2 separate regions of the Mus musculus genome follow, and region 2 is linked to region 1. A link is a contact called in ENCODE Hi-C or POLR2A ChIA-PET data. All regions are on one chromosome and are shown on one strand. The core of a region is the stretch at or near the end of the contact, and the rest is flanking DNA. Distances in the headings are between cores, read along the strand shown. Region 1 holds the start of Ciao1 (cytosolic iron-sulfur protein assembly 1). Region 2 holds the start of Bub1 (BUB1, mitotic checkpoint serine/threonine kinase).

What was found. A loop is a pair of places that touch in the nucleus more often than their neighbours do. ChIA-PET counts read pairs that join two places held with the same protein, here RNA polymerase II (POLR2A).
Region 2: a map of regulatory T cell shows a loop between it and region 1 (6-fold over the local background). The contact joins the promoter of Bub1 here to the promoter of Ciao1 in region 1. A Hi-C loop is called at or near these places in 3 of 37 maps with a recorded cell type or tissue (ES-E14, mouse embryonic stem cell and regulatory T cell). POLR2A ChIA-PET finds 5 or more read pairs at or near these places in 1 of 5 experiments (embryonic stem cell).

The regions. Positions count from the first base shown.
Region 1 is chr2:127,246,440-127,249,164 of GRCm38, forward strand. It overlaps Ciao1 (cytosolic iron-sulfur protein assembly 1), which reads right to left and starts at 1,377. Exons shown (of 7, transcript NM_025296.4): 1 at 1,043-1,377; 2 at 571-719; 3 at 163-274; 4 at 1-62. The coding sequence starts at 1,181. It overlaps Tmem127 (transmembrane protein 127), which reads left to right and starts at 1,509. Exons shown (of 4, transcript NM_175145.4): 1 at 1,509-1,645; 2 at 2,053-2,370. The coding sequence starts at 2,127.
Region 2 is chr2:127,830,548-127,833,272 of GRCm38, forward strand. It overlaps Bub1 (BUB1, mitotic checkpoint serine/threonine kinase), which reads right to left and starts at 1,312. Exons shown (of 25, transcript NM_009772.2): 1 at 1,173-1,312. The coding sequence starts at 1,198.

The DNA of each region.
Region 1 (2,725 bases), core at 127-2,626:
CTTAACGTCCTGCGTATGAGAGCTGAGGACACTGACACACTCATACTCATCCTCTTCATCAACTGTGGGAGGAACAAATTAGACCCAGAGGTGACCAGTCAGGGACAAAGCTGAAAGCCAGCGAGCTGGTTTCCTGCTGTACCCAGAGGCACCTAGACTCACCTTCCCAGACCCACACGCTCTTATCTCTGCTGCAGGTAGCCAAGAGGTTGCCAGATGGGGCCCAAGCCACTGACTTGACCTCATTTTCATGGCCCTCAAGAGTGGTCACACACTGGAAAGGGAAAGGATATTGAGTTAATGGCAGCTAAGAGTCCTAAGCCCTAGTAAAATATCTAAGAGAGCAGTTTTGTTGTTGTTTGAGAAAGGGTTTCATTCTATAGCAGGATGACCTTGGTGGACTTACAGCAATCATCCTGCTTCAGTGTCCCAAATGCTGGCATTACAGTCATGAACTACCATACTCAGCTACTATTTCTATAGTGTAGAAATTAAGTTAAGGCTGTAACTAATATGACCAAGCCCTGGGGTGCAAACAGGTAATAAACTGCTCCCATCCAACCTGTTTACCTCAAAGTCATCCTGGTTCTTCTTCCAAATACAAGTGGTGGCATCAAAGCTGGCAGATGCCAGGTAATTTCCACACGGGGACCAGGCCACTTTCCTAACGGTGCGCTGATGGCCTTCAGAAAGGACAGACTTGCAAATCCAGCTGTCACCTGCAAGCAGAGAACAGGCTAGGCTTTGGAGCGCCATCGATGCCATTCACTAAGTAGTACTTTAAGTGGGACCCTGTTGCTGGGACAAAGTCAGTCACCATTATTACTACGATGCAACCGATCAAGATTCTGAAACTGTTAAACTGCTCTTCAGGCGACTTTCCTCATTTTTCTACCTCAGCAAATATCCCAGTTCCCGCAGCAAATATCCCAGTTCCCGCAACAATTCCAGCCTCTGTTGACGCTGGCACACTCCTTCCCCGACACTTTTCAGAGTAGTGTTTTCCTCGGCACCAGGGCCACAAAGCCAAGCCAGGCCTTACCCTCGGTGCCCCAGATGCGAATTTTACGGTCGCCTCCGCAGGAAGCCAACAGGGTCCCCGAGGGGTTCCAGGCCAGGAACCAGCAGCGGGAATCCGGGTGCGCCGGGACGCGGCTCTGCAGTACCAGAGAATCTTTCATGGCGACTGTTTTAGGGTAAGGAGAGCACACCGAGAGAAGCAACGCGCCAAACGCGCTGGGCACTATAGAACCTTGAGACCGTCAGATGTACAGCTTCTGCAAAATATGTCGCCCTAGGAATTGACGTGCCCGCTGTTGACGCCGCGTGACCTTCTGGGACTTGTAGTCACTCCCCTCATCCTCCGTAACTGGAAGCCTCGCGGGACAGTCCGGAACTACCAGTACCCTGATGCCCTGCGCAAGAACAAGCGGCGCGCGCACACAGTGACGCGCACGGAGGGCAGGGCGGAGGGCCGGAGAAGAAGGAGGCGGGGGTGGGGTGGGGTTGGAGGAAGCCGGAAGTGCATCGGCCAGGGTCCGTCTGGGCGTTGCGGGTTTGGGGCCTGGGATCGTTTGGCCCGGGCAGCTAAGAAGCCTGTGACCGGGCGGAGCGGCGCCATCCCAGCCCTGAGGCCTGCTGACCGGTGAGGAGCAGGGACTAGAGTAGGGAGGGTTACTGAGGCTTAGGTCGCACCCCAAAGTGCGGATTCCCGATCTCGGCGGCCCAGCTGCATCCTCCGCCCCTCAGCACCCCTCTGTCTGATAACCCTGGTCCAAGTCTCCTCCGGTCCCCTTGCCAGTAGCCGATCCCCTCCCCCGGCCCCCCAGTACCTCCGCCCGTTCATCCTGGCATGTCTACAGCCAATGTAGTCCCCTGCCATCTCCGAGCCCTGATCCAGCACCCCTCATCCAGAGCCCTCGGTCCCCGCCCCCCGAATTCCCGCAGTCCTTTGGTCTGTGCTCAGCCCTGGGTCCCACCCCGCAGTCTCTGGTGCGGGCCCTGACAGCTCCGGGCCAGCCGCCCATTGCGTTGCTCTCCACCTGGGTACAGACAGGCTCTGCGCGCCCCGCTGAGGTCGGCGGCCACCACCAACGACCGCAGAGCTACAGCGGGCAGCCCCGGGCATGTATGCCCCTGGAGGTGCCGGGCTGCCGGGAGGGCGCCGGCGGAGAAGCCCGGGAAGCAGCGCTCTTCCCAAGCAGCCGGAGCGGAGCCTGGCCTCGGCCCTGCCTGGCGCCCTGTCCATCACAGCGCTGTGCACTGCCCTCGCGGAGCCCGCTTGGTTGCACATCCATGGAGGCACCTGTTCCCGCCAGGAGCTGGGGGTCTCGGACGTGCTGGGCTATGTAAACCCGGATCTGCTAAAAGGTGAGAGCGCTGAGCTCCTGCTCTCTTGGCTTGAGGGGCGGTGCAGAACAGATATGAGGCTGGCTGAAGTATAGATAGCCAGAGGCAGTCATTTGTCAAAGGAAACAGCCCCATTCTTGCTTGGTGTTCATGCCCACCAGGTGGCTCTGTTTGGGGGTCTAGCCTCTCATTAATTTTGATGTTATTCAGCCAAGCACCTACTCCTCACCGTCATGCTAATCCAAACTGCTGCTATTTTAGGTTTCTGCCAGAGGTAGGTAGAAGAAAAAAGGGTGTTTGTCAGGTATTACAATTAGCCTCCCCTTTCTAACGGACATGTGAGATGCAGAATAGTCGTTTGGGGCAGCTCGATCGA
Region 2 (2,725 bases), core at 62-2,561, 580 kb after region 1:
TTGGAGAGAGGATACATGGCAATTAACTGTATTCTCAGTATGCATCAAGTTGAGAAACAACCATAGGTTTTTAAACTGAGAAATGATAAGATTAGGAGAAAAAGAATTTAAAAGTAGTATTTTGGTAGATGACCAGAAAACTATATCTCAAAATATATTTCACTGGCAAACTGAAATGATCATTCAGAGAAACTGCAATGGTTTTCTCATAATTTAGTAGAGATTTTAGCAATTTATTTTTAAGTCAACGATTCTCACTTTTTCACTTTGGATTCATTTTGGATTCTTTTTAGCATGTTTGAAATGTCAGCACTACTTCTGTGTTTAGAAGTTCTTATTTAGCAAAATAAGAAATACAAATATTTGTCCAAGATAAACAAACATTGAATAGCCCCACACCAACCACACCTCCTGGGAAAATGGCTTAAACATCAAATCATTAAAATAAATTAGTCTTTAAAAATCAAAATACCTAGCTTCTATTTTAGAACGGGGAGGGGAAATCCTTAGTCGATCTGATCAAAAATTAAATTGCTTAACGCCAACAGATTTTGGATATCTTACTCTTAGAATACCTAAAGAACTGATGAAAATAAAATTGTATTTCTTGTAACATCCGATTTAACAGTTTTAAATGGCTTAACATCACAGGCTGAGTAAGTCACCTAAGCGCCCGCCCCCAGACCCCAAAACAAAAACAAATAACCAATCAGTGCCTGCAGGAAGCCTCAAATGACTTAATAGCAAGCATTCCCCCCCCCCCATAAAGTTCAGCTTTAATTTTTTTCTTACGTATCAGGCAATCGAGAAATAATAAATTCTTTCCTTAGTTGGGTGGCATTTTTATCAGACTTTGAAATTTTCTCCAAAAATCTCCACCACCACACAAGTTTGGGTTTTGAAGGCGGGGCGTCCCTCGCGTCTAGAGGAAGTTCCCCATGGAGAAGATACGTGACTTCAGAAGGTTCCGCAGACTGCCCAAATCCTCGGCACAAAACGGTAGCCGGCTGCAGCTTGCACGTCTACTCGAGTGACCCGGGGGCTACCGCCTTGGCTGAGGCCTGGTGCAGCGAACCCGCTGAGGAAGCGGCGCTGAGGAGAAAGCGCGCCTGAGGGACCCGGACTCTAACCGTCCCGACCGGCCCACCTCACCGCACCTGACCGACACTTACCGAAAGACATTTTCTAGGTTGTCCATGACGAGAAAAAACGCGCAGCGGCGAAATACCCCACCAGCCGCCGACCAAACTCCCCATCAGCCCCTAACCCCGAGTCTCGAAGGCCGCCGGCGATTCGAATTCCCCGCGCAGCCGCACTTGTGATGTCGAACGTGGGCAGCGCGCCTGACTATTGGTCTCCGCTGCGGGAGAGCTGGCCAATCGCTGCGGCCGTTGCTGGGAGACAAAGTCCCGCCTCCGTCCCCGCCCCCTCCGTCCCTAGCCCGCAGTTCTTTTCATTTGCCTTTTAGTGAGTCCTATGCTAGGTGCTGACTGAGCTAAGGTTTGTTTCCATTCTAGTGAGACACTAGCCATGTTTTGGCATAGAGTTATTATTATTACTTTTTAAAAAACGGTATAAATGGCAACTGGCTTACAGTATTACACTACCAGGCCGAACGTGACGATTCTGTGACTGAAACCCCTTTGAGTCCTCTTGGGTCTTGAGAGTCACTCACGAATTTTTGTCCTCTTTGCTTAACAGAAATGGCATAGCTGGTGAGCTGGCTCGGTGAATAAAAGCATCCACAAGGTGGAAGGAAAGAAAACCAACTTCCTCAAGTTGTCCTCTGATCTCCACATGCATGCCGTGGCACATACTCATATAACAAATGAGGAAACCACAATCATTATGTCTGGTTCACGAATGAAGACAAATAGCCATGTATATGTGTGTGTGTGTGTGTGTGTGTGTGTGTGTGTGTGTGTCCATCCAGAGTTTTATGGGATCCCATGCCTTTGGCCTCTGCCACACTTGGTTCACATAAAGGCACACCCACACGTATTTGTAAAATATTCATAGTAATTTTAAAGAGTCCGGAAGTCCAAGAATAAATATTTAACATGTTCATGTGCCCTGAGAGTGAGTTGAGAAATAATCTAGTCTTCCCTGCTTCTTGAGTTTTAATAACTTCCCACTTTGCCTCTCTAGGGTCACTTGACCAAAGCAAGTAGAACATAAAAGACTCATGCGATTACTACCTTCCTGTTTCTAAAGGTCCTGGGAGTTTTTCAGCTCCTTCAAGTTGATAAAAAAGATATTGCAGCTTCTGGACAGATAGACATTTTCTAACCTAGAGAAAAGAATTATGAGTGATTTCCCATTTGATTTCCTAGAATCATCTAACTAGAGGAACATTCCTGACATGTCTTTATAGCTGCACACGAAAATATTGTCTGTGGCCATGATATTGGCAGAATTGGTAAACACCACTAGAGGGAGTTCCAGGTTCTTGCATTCCTCGTAGATAGTAGCAAGCAAAGTAGATTAAGAATACACTTCCAATGTTTGGCTGCTAACATCTGCCTCTATTTGTAAGGCTCTGGCAAGGCCTCTCAGGAGACAGACATATCAGGCTCCTTTCAGCATGCACTTCTTGGCATCCACAATAGTATCTGGGTTTGATAATTGTATATGGGATAAATTCCCAGGTGGGACAGTCTCTGGGTGGCCTTTCCTTTAGGCTCTGCTCTACACTTTATCTCCATATTTGCTCCTATGAGTATTT